2 separate regions of the Homo sapiens genome follow, and region 1 is linked to region 2. The links are chromatin loops, found by intact Hi-C in ENCODE. Cell type or tissue: testis. All regions are shown on one strand. Links, peaks and the distances in the headings refer to the core of each region. The heading gives the core; the rest is flanking DNA. Region 1 overlaps DNMBP (dynamin binding protein). Region 2 overlaps DNMBP (dynamin binding protein).

Region 1 (16,579 bases), core at 3,026-11,025, 73 kb after region 2:
ACATTCTGATTCCTACAGTTCTTGCTATTTTCCAGAGAACCTTGCAAATATCTCTCTTGGCTAACCTATGCTGTTACTTCATTATACTTGCTTACCTCCTTTTATTATACTGAAAGTTCCTTGAGGGCTAGGATGGTCTAACTTGTCTTCCTATCTCTAGCACAGCTCTGTAGATGGTAAAACCTCTTTGCAAAAATTATAACACTGAGAAAATTATAACAGTGAGAAAATTACAACAATGAAAGAGATTGGATCTAAACAACCCTCATCTTGTCTTTAACCTCCAAACTGTCCTTGATCACTCCTGGGCTTGGCCTAAGCCAACTGTGGGAGAAATTTAGTTTACAGTTGAAATGGAAATAGCCCTTCCACTTTCTAAAACTAAACCACTTTTGTAAAACTAATGAAAGGTCACCAAGTCAGAAGGATGAGAGGAGCCTAATTCTGCTAAGATATAGACATAAAGGATTACTAGCCATTATTTAGAAGGTAACAAGATTTGCAACTTCCGCAATCACCCCTGCAGATAACGCCATTACTGTAGAACCTAAGATTAATCTTTTGAGATGTCTTTTCAGGCTTTTGCATTTCTGAGGACTGATGGCTCCACCTGGACCTGCCAACCAGTCCTGTGGTCCCACCCAGAAAGGGACTTGGTACAGGAGGACCACTGTCCACATCCCTATGGTTGCATCCGCAACCAATCAGCAGCACCCATTCCCCTAGCCCCCTGGCCACTAAACTGCCCTGGAAAAACCTCTGCATTTTTTAGACTGATTTGAGTAGTAACTCCATCTCCCACATGGAGTGGCCAGCTGCATGTCAATCACTCTTTCTTCATGCAATGGCCTCAGTGAATTGGTTTTGTTTGTGCAGTGGGCAGGAAGAACCCATTGGGTGATTACAATGGGGTACACAGTAGGTATTTAAATGTTTAATGAATCAATGCATGTAGCATTTATTTGGCACATGCTAGATGCTAGGTAGAGGGCAATCTAGCTTAGAGGTTAAGTGCACAGGCTTTGATAGCCCTGGACTTAAATCCTGACTTTGCCACTTAATAGCTGTATAATCTTGGGGAGGTTATTTAATCTCTCTAGGCTTGTTTCTTCACCTTTTCACCATCAAACCTACCCTGCTACCTGCCTGTGAACCCAAACACTCTGCCTCCCACCTTTAACAATGGAGGAAGGGTCCCTGCTCTGATCCCAGGCCAATCTCTCCGTTGGCTTGCCAGACCCCTCCCCTCCTGACCACTCACTATCTAATAGCAGTGAGGCCTCCTCTCCCTGCTTCTTCAATGTGCCCATTCTAGTGGATCAGTCCCGTAAACTTATGAACGCGTACTAATGTTTCTCATCTTACAAACGACTTCCGCTGGCACCTCAATCCAACGTCCCCTGCTGCCACTACCCTATTTTTTTGCTTTCTTTTATAGCAAAACTCTTCGAAAGACTTTTGAGCACACTAAATGCTCAATGCCTCTCTTCCTTACCTCTCATTTTCTCTTTAATCCACTCCAATAGGGCTTGCATCCCAATATCATCCCTTCAGTGAAACTGCTCTTGACAAGGTCACCAAATCCCACAGTCATTTTGGAGACTTCACCTTACTTGGCCTCTCGGCAGCTTCTGATCCTGTCACTTGCCCTTTCTTTTTTTGAGACAGAGTCTAACTTTTTCACCCAGGCTGGAGTACGGTGGCGCGATCTTGGCTCATTGCAACCTCCACCTCCCATGTTCAAGTGATTCTCCTGCCTCAGCCTCCCGAGTGGCTGGGATTACAGGCACCCGCCACCACACTTGGCTAATTTTTGTGTTTTTAGTAGTGACGGGGTTTCACCATGTTGGTCCGGATGGTCGCAAACTCCTGACCTCAAGTGCTCCGCCCGCCTCGGCTTCCCAAAGTGCTGGGATTACAGGCGTGAGCCACCGCACCTGGCGTCACTTGCCCCTTCGTGAAACCGTTTTTCCATTTGGCTTTCCTTCTCCTTGGCTGGTTGCTTCTTCTTTGCTGGCCCATCTCCCTTGTCTTCCATATTCCTAAAGATTGGAATGCCCCAGGGCTAAGTTCTAGATCATATTCTCCTATACGCCCAATTAACTGGCACACAGCAGGAATTCAAGAAGTATTGATATGACCAGAAATGTGGTTGCTACTTGCAACTCTAATCCTTCCAGTTGCCTAACCTCAGGGTTACCCCTCAGGGTTACCCTTGACTCTTCTCAATTTTTTTTTTTTTTTGAGATGGAGTTTCACTCTTGTTGCCCAGACTGGAGTGCAATGGCACGATCTCGGCTCACCGCAACCTCCACCTCCCAGATTCAAGCGGTTCTCCTGCCTCAGCCTCCCTAGTAGCTGGGATTACAGGCATGTGCCACCATGCCCGGCTAATTTTGTATTTTTAGTAGAGACGGGGTTTCTCCATGTTGGTCAGGCTGGTCTTGAACTCCTGACCTCAGGTGATCCGCCCGCCTTGGCCTCCCAAAGTGCTGGGATTACAGGCATGAGCCACCACGCCTGGCCTCTTCTCAGTCTCTTATACCTCACATCTAATCCACCAGCAAGTCCTACTGGCTCTAACTCAAAATATGCTGAGAGCTGAGCACCTCTCATCCCTACTGCTGCCATCCTGGTCCAAGGTGCTGGCATCCATCCCTTGCCTGGGTCACTGCAGTAGCCTCCTAACTGGTCTCTCAGCCTCTGCCCTGTGTCTCTTCTGTCTATTCTCTTCTGTTAAATTGTAGGTCAGGTCATATTATTCCCCTGCTCAAAACCTTCCAGTAACTTCTCTTCTTACCCTAAATGATGAACTACAACTGTGCCGTTGCTCTAGCTGAACCAGTCTCCTTGCTTTTCCTCAAACATCTAACATACTCTCATTCTTGCTGTCTTATCTGTCTGGAACGATGCCTCCCACCCCCAGAAATGGTTTGGCTGGCCCCCAACAATCTTACTCAAACATTATTTTTCAGAAGGTTTTCTCTGATTTCTTTTCTCCATAGATTGTTTTCCCTTCTGACAAAAAGGCAAAAAAATATACTTAGAGTTTTACTTACTTATTGCTTGTCTTTTCCCATGAAGGCAGAGATTGATTGCTACTGTGACTCGAGATCACTGCCTGGAATACAGTGGGAGCTCAATCATACTGGTTGACTGATGACTGTCCTGTCTTTTGGGTCTTATTACATCTGGTAAAGTGAACAGTAAAAGGCAGCAAGCAGCTCAGGTAGGGGTGTGATGGTGGGAACACTCGCAACTAAGGGTCTCAGGCTATCTGAAGATGAATTATTTTCCTGTACCATGCTGCAAAGCCTCAGTGAAATCTGAAACCAATACTTAAGTACCTCAATGCATTCCAGCTTCTTCACCCTGTGCCTCGAGCTGAGAGTGCGAAAATGTTCACAAGGCCATCCTACAAACTGCTAAGAACAGTGACTCACAGGTCAATTATACCTCAGTTCACCATTCTAAGCTACATTTCTTGACATACATTCAACCATCCATCCTAAAATCAGAAACTAGTTTCTCTCCTGACTTAACATAGCCTATTAACGGGTTCTGATGATGGCTGCTGTCTTATACTAGGATAAAATCCTTTAGAAGTAACTCTGAGCTCATTTTTACTGAGCCAAAAGCCTCAACCAGATGTTACACAAGTTGAAGATACTTGCTTTTTTCCTACATACTGACAAACTAGAAAGAAAGATTATTATTTCCTTTACATAAACTTTCATTATCTTGAAAGACCACAGAATGGGCCAGGTGTGGTGGCTTACACCTGTAATCCCAGCACTTTGGGAGGCTGAGGGGGGGGCGGATCACCTGAGGTCAGGCGTTCGAGACTAGCCTGGCCAACATGGCAAAGCCCAGTCTCTACTAAAAATACAAAAATTAGCTGGGCATGGTGGCGGGCACCTGTAATCTCAGTTACTTAGGAGGCTGAGGCAGAAGAATCGCTTGAACCCGGGAGGCAGAGGTTACAGTTAGCCGAGATTGCACCACTACACTCCAGCCTAGGTGACAAGAGTGAGACTCTGTCTCAAAAAAAACCAACAAAAAAAAAAAACACAGAATGATTTGGCTATTTAATTCTATTATCTGTTACTAGTTTGAGAAGGAATTCTTGTGTGTGGTTTTTTGTTTGTTTGTTTGTTTGTTTGTTTGTTTTTTTGAGACAGTTTCACTCTGTCACCCAGGTTGGAGTGTGGAGTGCAATGATATGATGACAGCTCACTGCAGCCTCGGCCTCCTGGGCTCACCCAATCCTCCCACCTCAGTCTCCCTAGTAGCTGGAACTACAGGTGTACACCACCATATCCAGCTATTTTTGTATTTCTTTTAGGAACGGGGTCTCACCATGTTGCCTGGGCTGGTCTTAAAGCAATCCTCCTACCTTGGTCTCCCAAAGGGCTGGGAGGCATGAACTACCACACACAGGTATGAGCCACCATGCCCGGCTGAGAAATAATTCTTATACCTAAGGGATTCCAAGGAGGCTGCAGAATGACAAATTGCTTCTGCATATAAAACAGTTACACTTTAAAATTTTAAAAATCTGTCTAGAATATTACGTATCACTTTAGTATAAAGACGTTATTGTTCCATATCAGTCATTCTCCAGCTTGTTAATCTACTGGCTGTCTTTAGTGCATCTTAGATGCTACCCAGTAGACTGGGGAAATATTATTTTCCTGAAAAACATGTTCTGATTTAATTTGCAACAGACATCACTGAAAATTACTTGTAGAGTCTCTGGTCAACCTTCCTTTGACATTATCTTAAAGGCCAAAAAGAGGAAAGTTGAGGAGCAAGGTTCCTGACTCACTCTGTAGTTTGGCATCCATTGCACTGATTTAGAACAATGGGGTTCCGGAACTGACCCACACCGAAAGTAGCCATTGGTCATGATTCCAAGGCAGCAGGAAAGAGCATAATTAGCTGTAGAGGTCAATATCAATATGATCACTGGGGTTTCAAACACACATAAATATGAATGATAATATGACTATGTTTTTTTAAATTAATCAACGTGTAGCTAGTGCCTGGCTCATCATGTGTGCTCAAGAAATATACACTGAATAAAGAAATGAATGCACACCCTCTTTTCAAATTCAGGTGTGTGAACCTCACCAAGAGATAGGGTAGCACTAGGTAGTCCTGATCAGAGCTTCTAAAAATAATATGTACTGGGAAACCTGAAAGTCTGAGAACTACCTCTTAATGTTTCTACTGCTTTGCAAGTCAACCTGTTCAGACTTGAAGGTAGTGTGCTTGAGATCTGAACCTTAACTTGTTAATTAGCAACTCATTTGACTGGAAGCTCCTTGAGACCAGCGAGCACATCTATAATGTTCATCGCTATGTACCCAGCCCTTAGCACAGTGCCTGGCACATGGTAAAAATAAATTGAGTATTTCCTGGATGAATGAGTGATTGACCTGAATACCACACGGAAGCCCACAAAATGATGTTTCATTCCCCAACACACAGCAATCATAAATACTGTCTAGTATTCTACCCTGACTCTAGATGATAATTCCAAATTTAAAACTCCTAATTCTCAGTTACAGCCAAAGACTGGCTTATCTAAAACTAATACTGGACTTTTTATTTCCAATAATTGAAGTCTACATTATTTGGATCAGTCTCTCATAGAAAAAAAAAATCTTTAAAATAGAAATCTAAAAGGAGACCTTTTCTGTAATAAGCTAAGATCCTAAAGAACTCCCGAGGGTAAATCAGAATTGGGCCAGCCCTCTTGCTAAATTACAGCTGAGTTCCGATACCTTGGTCATCCAAGGTACAAGGTACACTGAGCCTTGAAATTGGTTTAAGTTGGACCTGGGCTGAGAATGACTAGTGTTTGTTTCCATGTGGAAATTCCTTCTCAGCATTTCTTAGGAAATTTATATGTCTTTCTAAATCAAAAACAAAAAAAACAAAAAAAATCAGCTGAGGACTCTAGGAAACAAGAGAAGGTACTAGGATTCTCCTGAGAGAATAAAGCCTAACAATAAATGCAGAGACATTAAGAGTTTAAAGAAATCCACCAATGTCAAGTTGACGCAAGAGCAGAGAATACTGGCACGCGGAGTAAAATGTTACAAGGTGACATTTCTGGGAATGAGGACAAGAGTGGGTAGGAGGGCCAGGGTCTAATCAGTTAGCTTTGCTCATAGTTGTTGCTATGTAATACATGTGTTTAGAAGAGTGTGTGCTCATGGCCCCGTGTGTTGCCAACAGTGAGTCATTCTTGCAAATAAAATAAAGATTAATAAGCTTACTTGTATAGTATGCTTTATACAGATCTTATAAGGGTAGTCTAAGAAATAAAGTTTTGCAAACAAAGTAAGTCCTTAGCAATTCTGACACATGATTCTGTACAGTGCTAAATCTTGCTCAGAGAGGCAAATGTTCCATTATTTGAAAACCACCCAGTAATGTTTGTCCAGTGTTTTCCACTGCTTAATATTTGCTATATAGTTCTTTATAAATGTTTTAACAGAAGAAATACAAAAGAGATGTGAATATTGCTGTGAAATATCCCTACACAAAATCAGGAACATATCTAAAATCTGAATTAGCACAAGCAATATCAATTTCAATGGCAAAGCCAAAATCAGAAGAAGCAGAAAAAATGTTTTCAACATTAAAAAGAAAATGAGCTTTCATGAGACAACATGCAACCGAACAGCCCTACCCAGAAATGCTTTTTTTTCTTTTTTTAATTGAGACGGAGTCTCGCTCTGTTGCCCAGGCTGTAGTGCAGTGGCACGATCTTGGCTCACTGCAACCTCTGCCTACTGGGTTCAAGCCATTCTCCTGCCTCAGTCTCCCAAGTAGCTGAGATTACAGGTGCACACCACTATGCCCTGCTAATTTTTTGTATTTTTAGTAGAGACAGGGTTTCACCATGTTGGCCAGGCTGGTCTCAAATTCCTGACCTCAAGTCATCCATCCGCCTCGGCCTCCCAGAGTGCTGGGATTACAGGCATGAGCCACTGAGCCCAGCTCCAGAAATGCTTTTGAATACACACTTAACAATTCCACCAACATCAACATAAAATGAAAACCTTTTTTTGATGTATGAAATATTAGTCACAAAACAAAGATCAACACTATCAGATAGAGCAACTAATGCTCTGTGTATTTAAAATACTATTTAAAGGCATGTAAACCAATGGAACAGAACAGAAAATCCAGAAATAGAGCTGCACACCTACAACCAAGTAATCTTCAACAAAGTTGACCAAAATAAGCAATGGGGAAAGAATTCTCTATACAATAAATGGTACTGGAAAAACTAACCATATGCAGAAGAATGAAACTGGACTTCCATCTCTCACCATATACAAAAATTAACTCAAGATGGATTAAAGACTTACATGTGAGGTCTCAAACTACACAAATCCTTGAATAAAACCTAGTTAACACTCTTCTAGACATTGGCTTAGGCAACCTGCAACAAAAACAAAAACTGACAACTGGAACCCAATTAAACTAAAGAGCTTCTGTACAGCAAAACAAACTATCAACAGAGTAAACAGACAACCTACAGACTGGGAAAAACTATATGTAAACTATGCATCCAACAAAGGCCTAACATCTAGAATTTATAAGGAACTTAACAAGAAAAAAAACAACCCCCCTAAACACTGGGCACAGGACATGAACTGACACTTCTCAAAAGAAGACATACAAGTGGCCAACAAATATATGAAAAAAATGCTTAACATCGCTAATCATCAGAGAAGTGCAAATCAAAACCAAATGAGAAACCATCTTACACCAGTCAGAATGGGTATTAAAGTAAAAAAATAACAGATATGTTGGCATGGTTGTAGAGAAAAGGGAACACTTATACACTGTTAGTGGGAATGTAAATTAGTTCAGCCCCTGTGGAAAGCAGTTTGGAGATTTCTTAAGGGGCTAAAAGTAGAACTATCATTCGACTTAGCAATCCCAGTATTGGGTATATGCCCAAAGGAAAATTCTTCTACCAAAAACACACCTGCACTCAGCTGACTCCAGCACTATTCACTACAGCAAAGACATGAAATCAACTTAGGTGCCTATCAACAGTGGACTGGATAAAGAAATCCTGGTATATATACACCATAAAATAGTATGTAGCCACAAAATAGAATGAAATCATGTCCTTTGCAGCAACATGGATGCAGCTGGAGGCCAGTATCCTAAGAAAATTAAGGCTGAAGCAGAAAACCAAATATTGCATGTTTTCACTTATAAGTGGGAGCTACACACTGGGTACACATGGACATAAAGATAGGAACAACAGACACTGGGGACTACAGGACAATGGAGGGAGGGAGGGAGGGAGGGAGGCAAAGGTTGAAAAACTGCCTATTAGGTACTATGTTCTCTTACACAGGTGATGGGATCAATTGAAGCCCAAACCTCAGCATTACACAATATACCCTTGTAACAAATCTGCATATGTACTCCCTGAATCTAACATTTAAAAGTTAAAATAAAATTCTATTTTAAGAGTAATTTAAAATACTAAATATTTGTGGTATTTCTTTCAATTTTTAAATAGTTTTTGACATTTATCTTGTACTAATGCTCTTTTAATGTTTTACATTATCACATTAATTTTCTGATTTTATAGATCTTCTATAGGTGTGTAAGATATTAAGGTTAGGAGAAGCTGAGCGAAGTATATGGAAGCTCTTATTTTTGCAGCTTTCTATAAATCTAAAATTATTTAAAAATGAAATTTAAGAATGTTTTTACGATGTTGATGATAGGGGAAGCTATGTATGTGTGGGGGCACGGGATATGGGAAATCTCTGTACCTTCCTTTCAATGTTGCTGTTAATCTAAAACAGCTCTTACAAAAAACAAGTCCTTTAAAAAAGTCTATTATCAGGTAGAGAATATTTTTACATGTTATTAAAATATATAATCATATCACGACATTGTGGCTCACAACAACAAACCGTGCATTTATCATACACAAATATAAAACCTCTGAAAATGTTAGTGTAATACTAGCACAGGAAAACTTGTCATCTTTGATTATGATCTCTACTACTATTCAAGAATGTGTAAGTAAAAGTTTTTTAAAATACAAGGTTATAATTTAGGAACTCCCAGGAATTCCAACTTCTTACTCCTGAATCTCAAATATTATTATCCTTCAGGAATTTGGAAACATTAGTTGACTACAAACAACTGACAGAAACAAATGCAAATTCTTTCTAGAGTTCAGGTGTCTTCACCTCAACTCTTAAGATTTTCCAAATACTATGACCAGCACACAGTAAGATAATCAGACACACAAAGAGCCTAGACCACAAAAATGAGAACCCATGTGACATCAAAAACAGTCCCACTAACACTGAATATCTTGGAATCATACACAGACTATAAAACAGCTATGCTTACCATATGGAAAGAAAATAAAAACCAAAGCTGGGCATGATGGCTCACATCTGTAATCCCAGCACTTTGGGAGGCCAAGGCAGGCGGATCACTTGAGGCTAGGAGTTCGAGACCAGGCTGACCAACATGGTGAAACCCCATCTCTACTAAAAATACAAAAATTAGCCAGGTGTGGTGGCGGGCACCTGTAATTCCAGCTACTCGGGAGGCTAAGGCAGAAGAATCACTTGAACCCGGGAGGCAGAAGTTGCAGTGAGCCAAGATCACGCCATTGCACTGCAGTCTGGGCAACAAGAGTGAGACTCCATCTCAAAAATAAATAAATAAATAAATAAATAAATAAATAAATAAATAAATAAATGCAGAGTTTTAAGAAGAGGCAGTAGCTACACTAAAAACCTCACTGTGGGTCTGGCACAGCACTGGTCTGACAAGGGGCCTGCCATCTCTGCACTGATTCCCAGGTCCCAAGTAGACCAGTTCAAAGTAACAACAGAAGTAGGAGATCTCTGAAAACTCTGGGAGGTAGAGCAGGCAATTCAATTCAAATCAATTCAGTTAAACTCAACTCCCTTCATTAGGTATTTGAGTCCCTACTATGTATAGAACATCATACCAGGTGTGTGGGAAATGACACACTGAATAATAGATAAAACCTGTCTTCTCAGTAAGCATATTAACAACTAAATATAATATTGATCAGAATTAGATAAATGTTATATTGAAAGTTCTTTAAATCTTAGGCCTTAAATTTTAAAATTATAACTTATACAGAACCAGATTAGAGAAGTAATGCCTGGTGCTCAAACTGGTTAATTTCCACCTCTTGAGGGATAGCTTATATTGTTGGATACACCTTTTATGAAGACAGAAAAAAATGACCTTATGAGAAATTGGCTGTTACTGCAAGGAATAAGTAATTTTATCATATTAGCAATAGATATTATCAAAACACCTTTTGAGAAATCAATCAAATCAACATTAACATACCCAATACTGTATTTGGTGGATTCAAATTTTACAAAGTCTTCCCGAAATAGACTACACCCACATTAAGTCTTTCACAGCACTAAACAGCAATTTTTTTAAAAAGTCAGAACACTTGCTGAATAAACTAATTCTGAAAATGAAGGTCTGGTGAATAAAAAAGAACACCAGTTTTATGTAGTACCAGTCCATTTACCCATTTAAAAACACTGCACACACAAAAAATAAAAATAAAAACACTGCAGTGTTCTTAAGCACAGAAGACATAACATTTTCCATGGAACACTATTAATTCTAAAAAGTACCATTACTGGGAAATTCCTGCTACCTGAAATTTGGGAGTCTTTTATTCTCCCACCTATATATTTGACATGGTTTGGCTGTGTCCCCACCCAAATCCCATCTTGAATTCCTACGTGTTGTGGGAGGGACCTGGTAGGAGGTAATTGAATCATGGGGGGCAGGTCTTTCCTGTGCTGTTCTCGTGACTGAATAAGTCTCACAAAAGATGGTGTTTTGAAAAACGGGAGTCTTCCCGCACAAGCTCTCTCTTTGCCAGCTGCCATCCACGTAAGATGTGACTTGCTCCTCCTTGCCTTCCACCATGATTGTGAGGCCTCCCCAACATGTGGAACGATAAGTCCATTAAACCTCTTTCTTTTGTAAATTGCCCGGTCTTGGGTATGTCTTTATCAGCAGTGTGAACATGGACTAATACAGGAAAATGGTACCAGTAAAGCGGGGCACTGCTTAAAAGATACCCGGAAATGTGGAACTGACTTTGGAACTGGGTAACAGGCGGAGGCTGGAACAATTTGGAGGGCTCAGAAGAAGACAGGAAAATGTGGAAAAGTTTGGAACTCCCTAGAGACTTGTTGAATGACTTTGACCAAAATGCTGATAAAGATATGGACAATGAAATCCAGGCTGAGGTGGTCTCAGAAGGAGATGAGGAACTTGTTGGGAACTGGACCAAAAGTGACTCTTGTTATATTTTAGCAAAGAGACTGGTAGCATTTTGCCTCTTCCCTAGAGATTTGTGGAACTTTGAACTTGAGAGAGATGATTTAGGGTATCTGGCAGAAAAAATTTCTAAGCAGCAAAGCATGCAAGAGGTGACTTGGGTGCTGTTAAAGGCATTCAGTTTTATAAGGGATGTACAGAACAGAAGTTCCAAAAATGTGCAGCCTGACAATGTGATAGAAAAGAAAATCCCATTTCCTGAAGAGAAAAACCAGCTGCAGAAATTTGCGTAAGTAATGAGCAGCCAAATGTTAATCCCCAAGACAATGGGGAAAATGTCTCCAGGGCATGTCAGAGGTCTTCACGGCAACTGCACCCATCACAGGCCCAAAGGCCTAGGAGGAAAGAGTGATTTCCTGGGCTGTGCCCAGGATCACTATGCTGTGTGCAGCCTAGGGACTTGGTGCCCTGTGTCCCAGCTGCTCCAGCCATGGCTGAAAGGGGCCAATGTAGAACTCAGGCCATGGCTTCAGAGGGTGCAAGCCCCAAGCCTTGGCAGCTTCCATGTGGTGTTGAGCCTGCGGGTGCACAGAAGAACTGAGGTTTGGGAACCTCTGCCTCGATTTCAGAGGATGTATGGAAATGCCTGGATGTCCAGGCAGAAGTTTGCTGCAGGTGCAGGGCTCTCATGGAGAACCTCTGCTGGGGCAGTGCAGAAGGAAAATGTGGGGTCAGAGCCTCTACACAGAGTCCCTACTGGGGCACCACCTAGTGGAGCTGTGAGAAGAGGGCCAAAATCTTCCAGACCCCAGAATGGTAGATCCACCAACAGCTTGCACCGTGTGCCTGGAAAAGCTGTAGACACTCAACATCAGCCCGTGAAAGCAGCCAGGAGGGAGGCTGTACCCTGGAGAGCCACAGGGGCAGAGCCGCCCAACACCATGGGAACCCACCTCTTGCATCGGTGTGACCTCGTTGTGAGACATGGAGTCAAAGGAGATCATTTTGGAGCTTTAAGATTTGACTGCCCCACTGGATTTCAGACTTGCGTGGGGCCTGTAGCCCCTTTGTTTTGGCCAATTTCTCCCATTTGGAATGGCTGTATTTACCCAATGCCTGTATCCCCATTGTTTCTAGGAAGTAACTAACTTGCTTTTGATTTTACAGGCTCATAGGCAGAAGGGACTTGCCTTGTCTCAGATGAGACGTCGAACTGTGGACTTTTGAGTTAATGCTGAAATGAGTTAAGACTTTGGGGGACTGTTGGGAAGGCATGATTAGTTTTGAAATGTGACGACATGAGATTTGGGAGGATCCAGGCAGAATGATATGGTTTGGCTGTGTCCCCACTCCAAACTCATCTTGAATTCCTATGTGTTGTGGGAGGGAGCCGGTGGGAGATAATTGAATCATGGGGGCAGGTCTTTCCTGTGCTGCTCTCGTGAGAGTGAGTAAGTCTCATGAGATCTGATGGTTTTGAAAAATGGGAGTCTCCCTACACAAACTCTCTCTTTGCCTGCTATCATCCATGTAAGACGTGACTTGCTCCTCCTTGCCTTCCACCATGATTGTGAGGCCTCCCCAACCATGTGGAATTGTAAGTCCATTAAACCTCTTCATTTTGTAAATTGCCCAGTATCTGGTATCTTCATCAGCAGTGTGAAAATGGACTAATACAATATCTAATGCAAGAATTGTTTACAGGTTTATCTTGAAACTTGTAGGTATAGAAAGTGATGGAGAATCTGGAGTTTGCTAGGGCTTTGGGAATGTAACACTCAGCCAAGGTTCCCTCAGAATTCTTTTTCAGGGACTCTGAAATCAAGGTATCTGGCATTCCCCTGAGAGCTCAAGTACTCATATTAAATGAACACCTTTTTGAGGACTTGTCTAAGCATCTACTTCATGCTGTAGCTTGAGGGTAAATGCTCCTGCTGTTCAGTACAAGCAACCCAGCGGCCTGGCTCCCTAGCTATCCCCTAATCAATTACACTGAATGTGCTCTAGGACCCCTCCTACCGCACCATCTCTTAGTCTGCAGTTCCCTTAGAACTCTGCCCACATGCATAATAGTCCTTTCCTAAGAATATTTTGAATAGAGGTTTCCCTCTCTTTCTGCTATATCATCTTTCAGAAGATTACTTGATTTCCAATAATACTCTTTTTTATTGGAATTTTTTTATTCTATTATTTCCATTCACTTTTATAGACCTAAAGTAGAAAGGGAGGGAGGTAGCTATATGTGCTCAGTCTGCCATCTTGATCCAGGATCTCTGGATCACCATTCTGCTTTTATCTCTTATTAGTATCCTGCTATTCCTAGACCCCCTGGGTTGCTTTCTATTATTGACTTTCCTGATGACACATAAGTTCAAATCTCTGGTACACAAGCCAAAAGTGACATGTATTCACGTTCTTGGGCCCTAGACCAATTGCTGTTGGTTGCCTACCTCTTGTACTCTTCCTATTTATAAATTTTTTCTCCTGTGAGTCTGGTGAATATGAATGAAGTCTCCAGAGGCTTATCATTCCCAAATTAAGGGAAATAATTTGAATTTTCAGTGTGCCAGTATAGGAAGCGGTGAACTATAGTTGTTAGAAACATAAGCTTAAATCCCAACTCCCTTGGCAAGTCACTTAATCTCTTTTCAAATTTAATTTAAAACTTTTTTTTTTTTTAAGAGACAGGTCTCTCTATGTTGCCCAGGCTGCTCTTGAACTCCTGGGCTCTAGTGATCCTCCTACGTCGGCCTCCCAAAGTGCTGGTATTACAGGCTTGAGCCTACTCAATATCTATGTCTTAGTTTCCTCATCTATAGAGTAGCCATATGAATTATCATTGTACCTTTAGGGTAGCTGTGAACATTCTTCCTGTAGGCAAATTCTAACACATGCTTACTAATATGGTAATAAATGTTAGCTATTACTATTATTAAAATCTACTCCCTTGGCCAGGCATGGTATCCCAGCACTTTGGGAGGCCAAGGTGGGTGGATCACTCGAGGTCAGGAGTTTGAGACCAGCCTGGGCAATGTGACAAAACCCCATCTCTGCTAAAAATAGAAAAATTAGCCAGGCGTGGTGGCATGCACCTGTAATCTCAGCTATTCAGGAGGCTGAGGCATGAGATCACTTGAACCCGGGAGGCACAGGTTGCAGTGAGCCAAGATCTCACCACTACAGCCTGGGTGACAGAGTAAGACTCTGTCTCAAAAAAAAAAAGAAAAAAAAGAAATCTACTCTCTGGACAGCAAAGATACAAGATGGAGTTTTCTCATGAGTCTTTCTTAACCTGGAAGTCTTTAGTGCTTAATGGAGCCTGATTAAAGAAAGTTCTACTTAGGGACTTCCCATCTGCACCACTGCTATGGATGCCATAGCAGAATAAGAGACATAAATGTCCCAGAGGTATATGTGTCTCCGAGGTATGAGATTCTTTTTTTTTTTGGAGACAGGGTCTCACTCTGTTGCCCAAGCTGGAGAGCAGTGGCATGATCATTGCTCACAGCAACCTCTGCCTCCCAGGTTCAAGCAATCCTCCCACCTCAGCCTCCCGAGTAGCTGGGACTACTGGGATATACCACCACTCCTGGCTAATTATTTTTTGTATTTTTTTGTAGAAGCAGGGTTTGGCCCTGTTGCCCAGGCTGGTCTCAAACTCCTGGGCTCAAGCAATCCACCCACCGCAGCCTTCCGAAGTGCTGGGATCACAGGTGTGAGCCACCGCACCCGGCAAGGTTTGAGATTCTTTATCTGAGCAGCAAATGAAGTCAGGAGGCTACAGCAGTCATAGGCTCAAAACAGAGTCAGAGGCTCAAGACAGCCTATCTAGGGTGATGAAATAAGAAATTAGGTAGTGAGGCTGGGTGCGGTGGCTCATGCCTGTAATCCCAGCACTTTGGGAGGTCAAGGTGGGCGGATCACCTGAGGTCAGGAGTTCGAGACCAGCCTGACCAACATGGAGAATTCCCATCTCTACTAAAAATACAAAATTAGCCAGGCATGGTGGCGCTTGCCTGTAATCCCAGCTACTCAGGAGGCTGAGGCAGGAGAATCGCTTGAACCTGGGAGGCAGAGGTTGTGGTAAGCCAAGGTCGCGCCATTGCACTCCAGCCTGGGCAACAAGAGCGAAACTCTGTCTCAAAAAAAAAAAAAAAAAAAAAAGAGGCCGGGCGTGGTGGCTCATGCCTGTAATCCCAACACTTTGGGAGGCCGAGGCAGGTGGATCACCCAAGGCCAGGAGTTCAAGACCAGCCTGGCAACATGGCAAAACACTGTCTCTACTAAAAATACAAAAATTAGCCAGGTGTGGTGATGGCGCATGTCTGCAATCCCAGCCATTTGGGAGGCTGAGGCAGGAGAATCACTTGAGCCCAGGAGGTGGAGGCTGCAGTGAGCCAAGTTCATGCCACTGCACTCCAGCCTGGGCAACAGAGCGAGACTGTCTCAAAAAAAAGGAAAAAAAAAAAAAGAAAAGAAATTAGGTAATGAAAATGTAAATCATTTTTTGTCCATCGAGGATGGTAACATATCCCTAAAAAGCCTGGGTAGGCTGTTTCTGGGACTTGTGAGTGTCAAGAAACAATTACATATTATTTCCTCGTCACTTACCTCTTAGTTGCTGGAGTTCCATATTCAAACTTTCAATGTTACTTTCACAGAACTTGAGATCCTCGAGGGTCTCTGCTCTTGATGATTCATCCTGCTTCTCCTCCAGCATGAGGTTTAGCTCTTCTTGAGCTCTACTGTACATATCCAAGTCCCGCTCCATTTCCTCAATCCTCACCAGCACTAAGGGGCATGGGGAGGTCTGGTCCAGACTCCTTCCCATATGACCAGGGCCCTCCTTTTCTAAGGTCTCACAGGTAGGACGGTGTCGAGATAGGAGCTTGGGGGATACCGCATTCGTTCTCTGCTGTGCTGAGGGAGGCAGGGGAGCTGGGCGAGAGGGTCGCACCACCAAGGGTGGTGCAGGTTTTAGGTTCTGGTCAACCAGCAAATGGGGAGAAGTGGATACCGGAGTACAGGGACGAGGTGGCGGTGGCCTTAGGGCCTTTCTCCTTTCCGGCAGCTCCTGCTCGGTGATTAACTTTGAGGAACCTCGGACAATATCCTTCTCAGAGTTAAAGTCCATGATTGAAAAGTGGCGTAAAATTTTATCTGGCTCTGTGCCGGGCCCTGCCAAGCTCTTCTCAAACTCGATCAGCTGTTGTGTCAG
Region 2 (16,579 bases), core at 3,892-11,891:
TCTGCCTATCCATGAGCATGGAATGTTTTTCAATTTGTATCCTCTTATTTCCTTGAGCATTGGTTTGTAGTTCTCCTTGAAGAGGTCCTTCACATCCCATGTAAGTTGGATTCTTAGGTATTTTATTCTTTGTAGCAATTGTGTGGGGGGGTTCACTTGTGATTTGGCTCTCTGCTTGTCTATTGTTGGTGTATAGGAATGCTTGTGATTTTTGCACATTGATTTTGTATTTTAAGACTTTGCTGAAGTTGCTTATCAGTTTAAGGAGTTTTTGGGCTGAGAAGATGAGATTTTCTAAATGTTCAATCATATCGTCTGCAACCAGAGACAATTTGACTTCCTCTATTCCTATTTGAATACCTTTATTTCTCTTGCCTGATTGCCCTGGCCAGAACTTCCAATACTACATTGAATAGGAGTGGTGAGAGAGGGCATCCTTGTCTTGTGCTGGTTTTCAAAGGGAATGCTTCCAGCTTTTGCCCATTGGCTATGGGTTTGTCATAAATAGCTCTTATTATTTTGAGATGTTCCATCAATACCTAGTTTATTGAGAGTTTTTAGCATGAAGGGATTTTGAGTTTTATTGAGTATCTTGAACCAGTTTTGCATCCCAGGGATGAAGCTGACTTGGTCATGGTGGATAAGCTTTTCGATGTGCTGCTGGATTCAGTTTGCCAGTATTTTATTGAGGATTTTATTGAGGATTTATTGATGTTCATCAGGGATATCGGCCTGAAATTTTCTTTTTTTGTTGTGTCTCTGACAGGTTTTGGTATCAGGATGATACTGGCCTCATAAAATGGGTTAGGGAGGAGTCCCTCTTTTTCTATTATTTGGAATAGTTTCAGAAGGAATGGTACCAGCTCCTTTTTGTACCGCTGGTGGAATTCCATCTGGTCCTGGGCTTTTTTTGGTTAGTAGGCTATTCTTGCCTCAATTTCAGAACTTGTTATTAGTCTATTCAGGGATTTGACTTCTTCCTGGTTTAGTTTTGGGAGGGTGTATGTGTCCAGGAATTTATCCATTTCTTCTAGATTTTCTAGTTTATTTGTGGAGAGGTGTTTATAGTATTCTCTGATGGTAGTCTGTATTTCTGTGGGATCAGTGGTGGTATCCCCTTTATCATTTTTTACTGTATCTATTTGATTCTTCTGTTTTCTTCTTGATTAGTCTAGCTAGCAGTCTATTTTGTTAATCTTCATAAAAGCAGCTCCTGGATTCATTGATTTTTTTTTTTTTTAAGGGCTTTTTTTGTCTCTATTTCCTTCAGTTCTGCTCTGATCTTAGTTATTTCTTGTCTTCTGCTAGCTTTTGAATTTGTTTGCTCTTGCTTCTCTAATTATTTTAATTGTGATGTTAGGGTGTCAGTTTTTGACCTTTCCAGCTTCCTGATGGGGGCATTTTAGTGCTATAAATTTCCCTCTTAATACTGCTTTAGCTGTGTCCCAGAGATTCTGGTACGTTGTCTTTGTTCTCATTGGTTTCACAGAACTTCTTTATTTCTGACTTAATTTCATTATTTACCTAGTAGTCCTTCAGGAGCAGGTTGTTCAATTTCCACATAGTTGTGTGGTTTTGAGTGAGTTTCTTAATCCTGAGTTCTAATTTGATTGCACTGTGGTCTGAGAGACAGTTTGTTATGATTTCCGTTCTTTTGCATTTGCCAAGGACTGTTTTACTTCCAATTATGTGGTCGATTTTAGAGTAAGTGCTATTTGGTGCTGAGAAGAATGTATATTCTGCTGATTTGGGGCGGAGAGTTCTGTAGATGTCTAATAGGTCCGCTTGGTCCAGAGCTGAGTTCAAGTCCTGAATATCCTTGTTAATTTTCTGTCTCATTGCTCTAATATTGACAGTGGGGTGTTAAAGTCTCCCACTGTTATTGTGTGGGAGTTTAGTCTCTTTGTAGGTCTCTAAGAACTTGCTTTATGAGTCCGGGTGCTCCTGTATTGGGTGCATATATATTTAGGATAGTTAGCTCTTCTTGTTGCATTGATCCCTTTACCATTACGTAATGCCTTTGTTTGTCTTTTTTGATCTTTGTTGGTTTAAAGTTTGTTTTTTCAGAGACTAGGATTGTAACTCCTGCATTTTTTTTTCTTTCCATTTGCGTGGTTAATATTCCTCCATCCCTTTATTTTGAGCCTATGTGTGTCTTTGCACATGAGATGGGCCTCCTGAATACAGCACACTGATGGGTCTTGACTCTTAATCCAATTTGCCAGTCTGTGTCTTTTAATTTGGACATTTAGTCCATTTACATTTAAGGTTAATATTGTTATGTGTGAATTTGATCCTGACATCATGATGCTAGCTGGTTATTTTGCACATTAGTTGATGCAGTTTCTTCATACTGTTGTTGGTCTTTATATTTTGTTTTTTTTTTTTGCAGTGGCTGGTACTGGTTTTTCCTTTCCATATTTAGTACTTCCTTTAGGAGCTCTTGTAAGGCAGGCCTGGTGGTGACAAAATCCCTCAGCATTTGCTTGTCTGTAAAGGATTTTATTTATCCTCTGCTTATGAAGCTTAGTTTGGCTGGATATGAAATTCTGGGTTGAAAATTCTTTTCTTTAAGAATGTCAAGGCTGGGCTCATGCCTGTAATCCCAGCACTTTGGCAGGCCAAGGTGGGTGGATCACCTGAGATCAGGAGTTTGAGACCAGCCTGGCCAACATGGTGAAACCCCATCTCTACTAAAAATACAAAATTAGCCAGGTATGGTGGTGGGTGCCTGTAATCCCAGCTACTGGGGAGGCTGAGGCAAGAGAATTGCTTGAATCCGGAAGGCAGAGGTTGCAGGGAGCTGAGATCGCGCTATTGCACCCCAGCCTGGGCAACAAGAGTGAAACTCTATCTCAAGAAAATAAATGTTGAATATTGCCCCCCACTCTCTTCTGGCTTGTAGGGTTTCTGCAGAGAGATCTGCTGTTAGTCTGATGGGCTTCCCTTTGTAGGTAACTTGACCTTTCTCTGGCTGCCCTTAACATTTTTTCCTTCATTTCAACCTTAGAGAATCTGACAATTATATGTCTTGGGGTTGCTCTTCTCGAGAAGTATCTTAGTGGTGTTCTCTGCATTTCCCGAATTTGAACGTTGGCCTGTCTTGCTAGGTTGGGGAAGTTCTCCTGGAAAATATCCTGAAGTATGTTTTACAACTTGGTTCTGTTCTCCCCGTCACTTTCAGGTATACCAATCAATTGTAGGTTTGGTCTTTTCACATAGTCTCATATTTCTTGGAGGCTTTGTTCGTTCCTTTTCATTCTTTTTTCTCTAATCTTGTCTTCATGCCTTATTTCAGTAAGTTGATCTTCAATCTCTAATATCCTTTCTTCTGCTTGATTGACTTGGCTATTGATGTTTGCGTGTGCTTCACGAAGTTCTCCTGCTGTGTTTTTCAGCTCCATCAGGTAATTTATGTTCCTCTCAAAACTGGTTATTCTAGTTAGCAGTTCCTATAATCTTTTTTCAAGGTTCTTAGCTTCCTTGCATTGGGTTAGAACATGCTCCTTTAGCTCAGAGCTAAAGTTTGTTATTACCCACCTTCTGAAGCCTACTTCTGTCAATTCATCAATCTCATTCTCCATCCAGTTTTGTGCCCTTGCTGGAGAGGAGTTGTAATCATTTGGAGGAGGGGAGGCATTCTGGTCTTTGGAATTTTCAGCATTTTTGCGCTGGTTTTTCCTTATCTTCATGGATTTACCTACCTTTGATCTTTGAAGCTGATGACCTTTGGATGGGGTTTCTGTGTGGGGGTCCTTTTTGTTGATGTTGATGTTGATGTTGTTGCTTTCTGTTTTTCTTCTAACAGGCCCCTCTGCTGCAGTTCTGCTGCAGTTTGCTGGAGGTCCACTCCAGACCCTGTTCCCCTGGGTATCACCAGTGGAGGCTAACAGAACAACAAAGATTGCTTCCTACTCCTTCCTCTGGAAGCTTTGTCCCAGGGGGGCACCGGCCTGATGCCGGCTGGAGCTCTCCTGTACGAGGTGTCTGTTGACCCCTGCTGGGAGGTGTCTCCCAGTCAGGAGGCACAGGGATCAGGGACCCACTTGGGAAGGCAGTCTGTCCCTTAGCAGAGCTGGTGTGCTGTGCTGGGAGAATCCTTCTTGTCAGGATCAGCTGTTCTCTTCGGAGCTGGCAGGCAGGAACAATTAAATCAGCTGAAGCTGCACCCACAGCCACCCCTTCCCCCAGGTGCTCTGTCCCAGGGAGGTGGGAATTTTATCTGTATGCCCCTGACTGGGGCTGTTACCTTTCCTTCAAAGTATGCCCTGCCCAGTGAGGAGGAATCTAAAGAAGCAGTCTGGCCATGGCTGCTTAGCCACGCCGTGGTGAATTCCCGCCCAGTCTAAACCTCCTATCTCCTTAGCACTGTTGGGAAAACTGCCTACTAAAGCCTCAGTAATGGCGGATGCCCCTTCCTGCACCAAGCTTGGTCATCCCAGGTTGAATTGAGACTGCTGTGCTGGCAGTGAGAATTTCAAGCCAGTGGATCTTAGCTTGCTGGGCTCCGTGGGAGTGGCATCTGCTGAGCGAGACCACGTGGCTCTCTGGCTTCAGCCCCCTTTCCATTTCCAGAGGAGTGAACGGTTCTGTCTCACTGGGGTTCCAGGCGCCACTGGGGTATGAAAAAAACTCTTGCAGCTAGTTCAATGTCTGCCCAAACACCCACCCAGTTTTGTGTTTGAAACCTAGGGCCCTGATGGTGTTATCACATGAGGGAATCTCCTGATCTGCAGATTACAAAAACCAAGGGAAAAGGGTAGTATCCGGGCTGGGTAGCACAGTCCCTCACGGCTTCCCTTGGCTGGGGGAGGGAGGTCCCCTGGCTCCTTGAGTTTCTGGGGTGAAGCGACGCCCCACTCTGCTTCTGCTCACCCTCCATGGGTTGTACCCACAGCCTAACCCCCGTGAGATGAACTGGGTATCTCAGTTGTAAATGCAGAAATCGCCCGCCTTCTGCATTGGTCTCACTGGGAGCTGCAGACCAGAGCTCTTCCTATTCTATCTTGGCCCCTCCCCTCTTTCTTGTCTTTTTTTATAAAAGCCATTTTAACTGTGGTGAGATGATATCTCATTGTGGTTTCAATTTGCATTTATCTGGTTAGTGATATTGAGCTTTTTTTTTTTTTTCTTTTAAGACAAGGTCTCACTCTTACTCAGACTGGAGTATAGTAGCTCAATTATAGCTCACTGCAGCGTCAGCCTCCTGGGCTCAAGCCAGAAGCCTCCCACCTCAGCCTCCCAAGTAGCTGGGACCACAGACAGGCAGGCACCACCACTCCCAGCTAATTATTATTATTTTTGGCAGAGGTGGGTTCTCTCTATGTTGCCCAGGCTGGTCTTGAACTCCTGGGCTAAAGCAGTCCTCCCACCTCAGCCTCACGCAGTGCTGGGATTATAGGTGTGAGCTAACAGGCCTGGTCCCTTTGCCCAATTTTAAATTGGGTGTTTATTTTCTTTTCAATGAGTTATAAGACTTCTTTATATATTCCGGATACAATTCTCTTATCAGACGTATGAGTTGAAATATATTTTTCTTATTCTGTGGGTTGTCTTTTCACTTTGATAGTGTGTTTCTTGTTTTGTTTGGTTGTTTTTAGATGGGGTCTTGCTCTGTCACCCAGGCTGGAGTGCAGTGGCACAATCATGGCTCACTGCAGTTGCTACGTCCTGGGCTCAAGCAATCCTCCCACCTCAGCTTCCCAAGTAGCTGGGACTACACCACCATGCCTGGCTAATTGAAAAAAATTTTTTGTAGAGACGAGTTCTACCTGTGTTGCCCAGGCTGGTCTCAGATTCCTGGGCTCAAGAAATCCTGCCTTGGCCTCCCAAGGTGCTGCGGTTATAGGTGTGAGCCATCATGCCTGGCCAATGGCATTATAAGCACAAAAGTTTTCCATTTTGATGAGGTCTAATTTATCTGGTTTTTTTTTTTTTTTGGTCACTTTTGTTGTCATTTGAAGAAACTAAAGCCTAATCCAAGGTTGTGAGAACTTTTTCCCATTTTAAGAATTGTGTAGTTCTAACTCTTACATTTAGGTCTATGCTCCATTTGGAGTGAATTTTCGTGTGTGGTTTAGGAAGCGGTCTAACTTCATTCTCCTGCATGTGGATATCCAGTTGTCCTGGCACCATCTGTGCAAAAGATGGTTGTTTCCCCATTAAGTTGTTCTGACACCTTGGTCAATTCATATTTGACAATACATGTAAAGGTTTATTTTTATGTTTTTTGAGACGAGGTCTCACGCTGTCACCAGGCTGGAGTGCAGTAGCATGTTCACTGTTCACTGCAGCCCCAACCTCCCAGGCTCAAATAATCTTCCTACTTCGCCTCTCAAGTAGCTGGAATTACAGGTGTGCACCACCATGCCCAACTAAGTTTTGTATTTTTGTAGAAATGGAATTTCACCATGTTGCCTAGGTTGGTCTCGAATTCTGGGCTCAAGCAATCCTTCTACCTCAGCCTCACAAAGTGTTGGGGTTATAGGTGTGACCTGCTGTGCCTGGCCAAAGTTTTAGACCCTCAATCTATGTCTATCTTATGTCAGTCTCACATAGTCTTACTTATTGTAGTTTTATATCTTGTTCCTTTTTTCAAGATTGTTTTGGCTACTCTGGGTCCCTTGCGTTTCCATATGAATTTTAGGATCAGTGTGCGAATCTTCTTAACTTGGAGCAGATGCTATAGAAGACTCCCAATAGTGAACTGAGGACCAAAATTATCCAGAAGCCTCTACATGGTGAAGGAAAGATTAGGGAACCAGGCAGGTTATTTACTGGTACTAGGTGTATTTTGGAAATTTCCTAAAGAGTTGTTACCTCTGGGGGTGAGGGTACTCCCTACTGCCATGCAGGCCTCAATTTCCAAATGGTTCAGTCAAAAGACTGGATTTAGAGGATTAGAATTCCAAGAAATCCAAAGGTTCAGGAACAGAGGCAGCCAGGGCAGGACTCCAGACAGCTCTATGTAGACCAGGCCCTGGAGGAGAGTTGAAGGTTATGTGTTGTTTCCACATTGACCTAAAGCAATGGAGACTGGCTTAGACTCTTACTGCTATTCAATCCTTCCTTTAAAGGGCCAGTGTCCTCTTTTGATGAAGGCTCCCACAGAACTGACTAGGAAGGGCCATTCAATGGCTTAGGGCCAAAGTCCTTTTGGTTGTACACATGAGCTGGTGTGTTCTCAAGTGGGTATATAGCAAAGGGTTAAATACATGAGCTTTGCTCTCAGGGCTGGGATTGAAATCTGAGTCTTACTATTTCTATCTGGGTAAACCTGGTTGAGTTTCTTATCCTCTGAGCATGAGTCATTCTGTTTTTGAGACGGTCTCACTCTGCTGTCCAGGCTGGAGTGCAGTGGTGTGATCACGGCTTCCTGCAGCCTCAACCTGCTGGGCTCTGAGCATCAGTTTTGTTACTTCTACACACCTTGTAGTGTTCTTTTGTTGGGCGGGGGTAGGGGGTGACATAGGATAATGCAGGGTAAGCCTTGGCACAGTGCGTGGCTCAGTGAGTGGAAGATGCTATTTTGGACAGAACCCTGAGCTTCCCAGAAAGCTTACAGACTCTCTTGAGGACATTGTGTGCCATGGGATGTTCCTTGGAACCAAGGCACTCATATTAGCATCATATATAATACAAAATAACTAAGTAGAAACGTCTGGCCATTCCCTCATATTCTGAGAGTCTTCTGTTTGTTTGCACTGTGTGGCCATGAGGCCTTTGTTCTGGTGTGATGATGCTGGCACTTGGGGTAGATGCCAGTGCAAGAACTCAGTCATTTGACTTAAAAAGGGGAGTAGGGGACAGGGAGGAAGAGGGGAAAGCTCGGCAGTAGAAAAATGGGCGGAGAGGAATATTGAGGGAGAGTTGGACTGATGCCGGAAGAAGTAGAAGTCTTGTGTCGATGTTGAAAAGCAATATTTCCAGAAAGTTCTGCCTTAGATGTCATAGGTGGGGTTGTCGTCTTTCATACCCACAAGAAATCTTCCGTAAAGGTCTGTACTACTCTTCATGGCTTTGAAGTAGGTTTTGTGCTTTAAGAAAGTGTTCTGGATGCATAGAGATGTTGAGATAGGACAGTAAGGCAAGAGGACAGTGGCTGAATCTTTTTCTTACCTATATCTGATGTGATTCCTTCACGCTAACCTCCTGCTGGATCTGCAGAGCTGGAAGGGTAATTTGACGGTGGGTGCTTTGGGTGGAGAGGGTGCTGTGGGAGCAGTGGGTACAAGCTGGTAACAACCAGCTCCTACAAGACACAAACTCCATCCAGGACTGTATTTCCGGGTTCTTCTTCCTCGTGGCTTGAATCAAGAGGGGAACATAAGGGGTCAATGATTTGACCCACAGTGAACTCAGTAGTAAGCACCAAGCCTGCTGAAATGCTTTGCATGTATTTTTTCCCCTTTCCGGCTGGATGGTCCATTGGCACCCATCACTTCTCTGCTGTCTCCTAAGCTAGAAACCTGGGATCCATATATCCTAGATACATAGATAGGTTATCTAGAATAGTAAGGGCTTGTAATCCTAGGCCCTTACTACTCCTCTATCAAGAATGGGCAGGTGTGTTGCCTTGAGCAAATGTTAGTCACATGAGTGTCCACAGTGGTCTCAGGCATTCTCGTGAAGCTTCTATGCTACAGGCAGGCCTGGGGGCAAGTGTGCAGCTACCAGCCTGGAGTCTGGGGCTGTGAGGACCTGCTGGGCACTGGGTTTTACTGGGGTAGTGCTGAGGTCCAAGGTTGAATCTGGGACTCGCTTCCCTCTCTTCCCCCCATGCAGAGGGTGTTCCGATGTGTGCTGCGCTGCCTGCGGCTGAGGGAGGGGTTGGCACAGGTCCTGTGAACATGTCCTCCCTGCCCTCTCCAATGCATCTTTTCTTAATATTTGCATGCAACACCCAGGTGCTGTCATCTCTCACATGGTTTTCTTAGCGCTTAGGGTATTTTCATGCACAGATAGTTTAAGATGTTTCCATGGGGGGACAAGCACTGAAAGTCCTCCTCCAGTATCTCGCAGCTGTCCTGTTGCAGCATGGTGCATGTATTAACTCACGGAATCTTCCTATCAACTCTACAAGGTGGATGCTATTACTATCTCTACCTCAACCAGGGAACTGAGACAGAGGTGGGTACGTTGCCAAGGTCACAAAGCTGCCAAGTGTCAGAAGCCAGACAGTCTGGCTCCAGAACAAGGTGTACAGACTCAGCCTGAGCCTGCAGGCCCGAGTTTCAATTCACAACCCCTCAAAAACTTGATATATGACTTGGGTGAGTACGAATGTCTCTGGACCCCATTTTCCTAGTCTATCACATGAGAGTAGCATAGGTGACTTATCAGCTGCTTTCCTGCAGCCTACCCAATTCAGTGATTTCTATTCCTTAACAACACTGGGTGATCGCTTTACTGTCACCCACCATACTGTCCTCAATCCCACCTCTGCCACTAGCCCTGCCACTTCCTTCCCTGCCCCCAACTGCCTGAGCTGCTGCTCCGTGACCTTGTTAGATAACCTTGTGTATCAGTGTCCACATCTGCAATATCAGGGAAATACTTATCCCCTAGAGATCCCAGCTCTTCTGTTTCGTTAGAATTTCACAGGACAAGATGAAAATAGAGGCAGTCACCTGCAGCATGGACATATTTTGAGTATACAGAGATTTTTTTTTTTTTTTTTTTTGAGACAGGGTCTTGCTATCGCCCGGGCTAGGGTACAGTGGTGTGATCTTGGCTCACTGCAACCTCTGCCACCCAGGTTCAAGCAATTCTCAGCCACTTGATTAGCCAGGACTATTGGCATGCAGCACCATGCCCGGCTAATTTTTGTATTTTCAGTAGGGATGGGGTTTCACCATGTTGGCCAGGCTGGTCTCAAACTCTTGGCCTCAAGTGATCCGCCCACCTTGGCCTCCCAAAGTGCTGGTGGGATTACAGGTGTGAGCCACCACACTCGGCCTGAGTATATAGAGATTGTTGGAATCTTTGACAGAATGACTTTGGGCCTGCATTTCTTCAGTTAGCCTCTCCCATTCTCCCAGATCTGGACATCACTCATTGTCAAGAAGGCCTCCCCAGAAGCCCAGGAAAAACGTTCAGCTTAAACAAACAAACAAAAAAACCCGTTCAGCTTAAACATGGAAATCAAGAAAACATCCAAGGCCATTAGAAATGCTTTTATTTATAAAAGAACTACTTAAATATAAACATCTCTACATAGAAACACTCTTCACAAAAGGACTCTTGCATTACTGCCTTCTGACCACGACCAGCAGACACTGTGGATGTTAGGACTCCACGGTGTCTCCCGACTCCCAGGATTTTAAGGCTAAATGTGCACTTGGAGGAACAGGGGCTGTAAGGCTATTTCTTCCCTTTCTTTTAAAAGACAAATTTCATGGTTTCCCATTCCAAGATAGGCTTCATAGCTGGGGAAGATCTTAAGATTCTTGGTCTAAGGGGTAAGCAAATATCTTCCTGAGACTGGGAGGTATGATCAGGCACTTGGGAATCTGGCTTTGAATGTCATCTCTGAAGCATGGAAGTTAGTGGTGAAAAAAATCTTATTTCCAAGTCTAGGATAAGCTACTTCTGGAATGGCTTATCCCAATTCAAGTAAGTCACAGGTGTTATGTTGTCTGCATCTATGGATGTAACTAAACAGTCATTAGGGTGCTTGGATGAAGAAGAAAGACATCCAGTCTTCCATTAGGCTCAACTGGTTTCAGCTCAAAGCAGAACTAATACTTTTAATGGAATGGCTGGAGCTCTCATACTGTTACTCTAGGAAAATCTATCAATTATTGAGTCCAGGGCAGGGGGGCCACCAGACATCACAGACTGTGTAAAGACCATCAGAAAGGTGTCATTGAGGTTGCGGTATGGTGGCTTACACCTGTAATCTCAGCAGGGAGGCGGGAGGGTTGCTTGAGCCCAGGCGTTTAAGACCAGCCTGGGCAACATAGCAAGACCCCATCTCAAAAAAAAAAGCGGGGGGGCAGTGATTGTACCTAACAAGGGAAGAGAATCTTTCAGATGAAGGGTCAACAGAAAATAAAGACCCTAAACACTTCTAAAAGTAGAACGCAGTTGAATTTTGCATAACTAATCTGGGAATGGAGTAAAAGAAACAAGGTTACAGAATGTAGTGCTTTAGGGACTTTAGAAATTAGGGGCAGTATGTATGAGAATGTGTGCTGGACACTGGAGGTGTCCCAGGAGCTTTGAAGCACTAGGTTTGGTTCAATCCCGACAAACTCCCAGCCATGTGCAAGCACTGCCTCACGGGGTGCCCAGAGCCATGAATTCTTTTCATCTGAGTTGGCATCCGGTCAGCTGAGCATGGAACATGGGGCCACCCCAAACGCCGTACAGCACAACCATTACCAACACTGTCTATTGCTAGAGCACAGCTTCCTGCATACATAGGACACTGGGCTTCTGACTGCAAGTTTCTCCTTTCCAAAAGCCAGCTCTAAGACTTGTCTCTCTTCTCATAGTCACTAAGTCATTTGCAAAGCCCCAGGGTCCATTTCAAATTCTAGAGATTCTAGTGAGCATCAAGGTTTACAACCCAATCGAGGAGAACAAGATCTGTGGTGTGCTCCACCATGCCATGGTTAAGCAACGCAGACAGGGCCTGTGTCTCAGGAGCAGGCGCCCTCTCGGTGGGCCGCCAGAACCCTCGGCGGACTGAAAGCAAAGGCAGCAAGGCTGGGTGGCAGGCAACGTGGGCTCAGGTGTACTCGGTTTTGCGGATATAATTGGAGGGAACGTAGCCCTTCTTCCCGTTAACCTCAGCTAACCACCACTCTGTATTTCCTGTAACATCTTTAAACTCGAGGATCTTGAGTTTCTGATTGGCTGACACGCTCAGCTCATTTGGGTTTCGTGCCTTGAAGGTGTAGACAGCAAAATAGACCTGTGTGAGGGAGAGAGAGAAAATGGGAAATTGCTGGGAGCAATGCCATCCAACAGCTTCGTGCGGTGTTGGGGAGGGTTCCACATCCACATGCCCACATGTGGCTACTGAGCCCCTGAAATATGGCCAGTGAGACAGAGGAACTGAATTTTTAATCTTATTTAATTTTAACTAAAATAAATTTAAATAGGTACATACGGATGATGGCTACCATAATAGGGATGATTAAAAGAAAACACCAATTTGGCCGGGCACGGTGGCTCATGCCTGTAATCCCAGCACTCTGGGAGGCTGAGATGGGTGGATCACCTGAAGTTGGGAATTTAAGACCAGCCTGGCCAACATGGTGAAACCCCACCTCTACTAAAAATACAAAAATTAGCCGGGCGTGGTGGCACACACTTCTAATCCCAGCTACTCACGAGGCTGAGACAGGAGAATTGCTCCAACCCAGGATGCAGAGGTTGCAGTGAGCCAAGATCGCGCCACTGGACTCCAGACCCTGGGCGACAGAGTGAGACTCTGTCTTGGAACAAACACCAATTTGGGAGGCTGAGGGCAGATCACTAGAGGTCAGGAGTTTCAGACCAGCTGGTCAACATGGTGTGAAACCCCATTTCTACCAAAAACACGAAAAATAAGCATGATGGTGAACACCTGTGATCCCAGCTACTCCAGAGGTTGTGGCAGGAGAATTGCCTGAACCCAGCAGGCAGAGGTTGCACCACTGCACTCCAGCCTGGGCAACAGAGCAAGACTCCATTTTAAAAAAACTACCTTTTCAGTCTTTTAGAATTGCTTTAAAGGGTGGAAGACGAGCATACTCTTCCATACCTCCAACACAAATTATGAAAAAGAAAAACCAGAAAACCACAACCAACTTCAAAGAAAAGTTGATCTTTAGATGCCACAAACAAAGATCTCATGATCTAATGCCCATGGAAGGGAGGAGCTCAGGGAGGAGGAGAAGCCATGAGGCCCATGGGGGCCAGAGGGAGGGACACGTGCCCCAAGGGCTGGAGCTTTAGGACCTGGTCAGGGACTGGAGCTGAGACTACAACTACATTCCCTGCTCGAACTCAATCTAAGAAAGGTCCTTCTTTTCCCTTTGATGTGTCTATAATAACTGTCTGCTTGGTAGGCCCAGAATGGGGATGTTTGACCCGGGAAGTAGGTAGTAAGAGAAATCACCAGAAAAACGAGCATGCACAAAGCTCGGCTATGGCACTGAGGAATGTGCTATGGGAAGCCTGAACTGAGAAAGTGGGTAAAAACTGGACTCTTAGAATCCAGACAGTGGCAGAGGCAGCACCTCTACAACCCAGGACACGACTGGGCCTTCCCATGAGGGCAAATCCTTCTGGAGATGAGCTCGCAGACAAACCTGACAGTCAACACAGGAAGATGCTCCACTGAAGAGCGAGCAAAGGCAACAAACGGTGCAGCAAAGACTCTGCAGCTGTGAATCTGAAAATGGCTTTAAAGCATACAGGTTAGTTCAAGATATGGCCAGCTGTGGGTGGCTCACGCCTGTAATCCCAGCAAATTGGGAGGCCAAGGCAGGCAGCGAGGTCAGGAGATCGAGACCATCCTGGCCAACATAGGGAAACCCTGTCTCTAATAAAGTAGTCCCAGCTACTCAGGAAGCTGAGGCAGGAGAATCGCTTGAACCTGGGAGGCGGAGGTTGCAGTGAGCTGAGATTGCGCCACTGCACTCCAGCCTGGGCGACAGAGCAAGACTCTGTCTCAAAAAAAAAAAAAAAAACCCAAAACGTTTGAGATACAAAGCCTACAATCAAACTCATAAACGGGAACAGGCCATTACAAAGAGAATAGGAAAAACTGGGGCTGGGCACAATGGCTCACGCCTGTAATCCCAGCACTTTGGGAGGCCGAGGTGGGCGGATCACTTGAGGCCAGCAGTTCCAGACCAGCCTGGCCAACATGGTGAAGACTGTCTCTACTGAAAATACAAAAATTAGCTGGGTGTGTTGGTGTACACCTGTAATCCCAGCTACTCAGGAAGCTGAGGCATGAGAAATGAGAATTGCTTGAACTTGAGAGGTGGAGGTTGCAGTGAGCTGAGATCATGCATTCCCCATCCTGGGTGACAAACTCCTCAAAAAAAAAATAAAGTATGGTTACTTGAATCAAAAACCAAACAAGTGGATTAAATGGATGTTATACAACTGAAGAATTAGTGAACTGGAAGAATAATGAAGTTGTCATTATAGCACCTTTTAAACACCCAGTGACACAGAGGGGTCCAGGAATAGCCTGTGAAGTATCAGCAGGGGAAGGTGCTCAGAAGGCTCTGATGGCAGAGATTCCTTGTGTGCTTGAAAGGTGTGTCTGTGAGCTCATCTCAGATCACCCCTAGGCCTCAGGCAAGCCACTTCTGCCTCACCCCCGCTGGTACCCACAACACATCTGCTGCCGCCTGTGCCACAGTGGCAGGCCTCTTACGCACTCACCTGGTTGCCTTCTGCCTCACTGCCATCTGGCTCTGTACTTCTGTCTTCCGGAGCCTGGGCTGTTCTTGCACATCCTTTGACGAGGTCTTGACTTTGCCCATTTCGTCCTGGTACGGAGTAGCCAACTATTTCTGGATGCCTGAAGTTCCGGTAGCTCCTCGGCGTGGCAGTGGGTTGCTTTACATCTCTAGCTACATCTGCAGAGTCCCCTGACCTTGGCTGGGAGGTGGAGTCTGGGTCTGAAGGGCATCTGGAAGGACTACTCTCTGAATTACTCGGATTTAGGGATGCACTGAGAGTTCCTTGGTCACATTCTTTTGGCGGAGGAGATGCATCTTGAGGCTGCTTCTGGCAAGACCCCGAGGTAAAGGATACAGCCATGCTGCTGGGGTTGAAGGTCAGGGTGCTGCCGCTGTTCTGGCGTGGGAACCTGGGGGAGGAGCTGCCGTGCTCAGACTCTGTGGAGGAGTGGCTACCCACGGAGGCATCGGAGTGGCTGCGGCGAGGATTGTAGGGCTTTAGGAAAGAGCTGTACACGAAGCCTTTGGTGACTACAAAGGAAACAGGAAATATAAACAAGAACTCTTAGCAGAAGGCTGGACAGACAGAGGGAGCATTGAGAGAAAAAAAACTGATCTAGGTTATTCATCTGTAAAATGAAGAGTAAAACAAAAACTCAAAAGCCAGGCCAATAGTGAGAGACACAAAATAAAATGCCTAGTGACAAAGCGGCTTGGAACACTCAGTCCCAGGATGTGATGTGTGTAGGTAGAGATGAAGAGCCGCAGCTGCCTGCCGGTTCATTCATGTTCACAACCTCACAACAGATGCATGCTCAGGAGGCCCATGGCCAACTGAGAAGACAGCAATGAAAACAATCCATGTCTGGGAACCGGCATGGGAAGAGAATGTCATAGGACACTGAGATCATGCCTAAGAGGAAGGCTTGATGAAGCCTATGTTCAAATACAGCAAGTGTGGAAAAGACCGAGTTAAGAACCAGCCTCGGCAGCGCACGGGAGCTCACGCCTGTAATCCTAGCTCTTTGGGAAGCTGAGATGAGAGGATTGCTTGAGCCCAGTTCCCTGGTCAACACAGCGAGACTTCATCTCTATTTGAAACAAAACAAAACAAACTGGGTACAGTGGCTCATACCTGTAATCCAGGCACTTTGGGTGGCTGAGGAGGGCAGATCACCAGAGGTCAGGAGTTCACAACCAGCCTGGCCAACATGGTGAAGCCCCGTCTCTATTAAAAATACGAAAATATTAGCCGGATGTGGTGGTGCGCACCTGTAATCCCAGCTACTCAGGAGGCTAAGGCAGGAGAATCGCTTGAACCCAGGAGCCAGATGTTGCAGTGAGCCAAGACCATGCCATTGCACTCCAACCTGGGCAACAAGAACGAAACTCCGTCTCAAAAAAAAAGCCTCAGCTCAAGAAGCCCCTCCATAGACCTCCCTGCCCTCTTTCCCACCAGGACACGTGAATCCTTTGCTCTGAGAGTCTGGATATACTGGAAGGATGTTCTAACGTAGGAAACTGTTTGTTAGAATATACACGTAACGTGTACTGCACATGGTTCACTTTAATAAATTGCCCAAGATGACCAAGGGGGCTTTCAGCTAAAACTCAAGTATAAATTAGGGATTGCGTGAGCATCCACGTGACAATTTTTCATAACACTGTCAAGGCACAGACCCAGAGTATGTAGCCTCCATGAGAACAATGGCCATTACTCTATTGATCTTTGATGCATTTCCTGTACCTGACAGCTGATCTGAATACTGTGGCTTCCTGCTACCACTTCTCAAGTTTGAGTAGATAAAAACTGAAGGATGGAGCAGTTTCTTAAACAGCTTGGGACTTTAGGTCCATCTGTCTCTGACCCCAGCAGTAGCTGTCACCTGATGTCACCCTAACAGGCTCCATCCTCTGTCCTTCGTGTCCCACTTTTAATCTCTCGTTCTGTGTAAGCAGAAGTGGGGAGAAAAAAAATCCACAAGATGCTTTTAAAGAAACCAAGAAATGTGACATTTTTCAGTTCTGGGTGGTGAATACATAATGTCTGTCTAGATAGGGACCACAATCCCTACCTAAAATGCTTAGGGCCAGATATGTTTTGGAATTCAGATTCTTTTTAATTCTGGGAAGGTAGTCAAGTACCCATACTACATATTTTGTAA

What was found. Peaks named below come from ENCODE experiments on the same cell type or tissue, not always from the same donor. Only the 100,000 strongest peaks of a DNase experiment are listed, where the experiment ranks them.
Region 1: it touches region 2 in a loop (5-fold over the local background); 2 of 110 quality-filtered maps call a loop at or near these places.

The regions. Positions count from the first base shown.
Region 1 is chr10:99,939,242-99,955,820 of GRCh38, forward strand. It overlaps DNMBP (dynamin binding protein), which reads right to left. Exons shown (of 17, transcript NM_015221.4): 4 at 15,973-16,579. It overlaps DNMBP-AS1 (DNMBP antisense RNA 1), which reads left to right. Exons shown (of 5, transcript NR_024130.3): 3 at 16,433-16,579. Among named protein-coding and RNA genes, the nearest start is that of DNMBP-AS1, 20 kb to the left of the region's middle. In testis, for the core only: no CTCF peak of the experiment used is centred there; a DNase peak (open chromatin) is centred at 6,150; H3K27ac peaks cover 2,527 bases.
Region 2 is chr10:99,865,417-99,881,995 of GRCh38, forward strand. DNMBP (dynamin binding protein) reads right to left here. Exons shown (of 17, transcript NM_015221.4): 16 at 14,395-14,945; 17 at 10,161-11,920. The coding sequence ends at 11,735. Among named protein-coding and RNA genes, the nearest start is that of DNMBP-AS1, 53 kb to the right of the region's middle. RefSeq lists an enhancer at 4,897-5,046. In testis, for the core only: no CTCF peak of the experiment used is centred there; no DNase peak of the experiment used is centred there.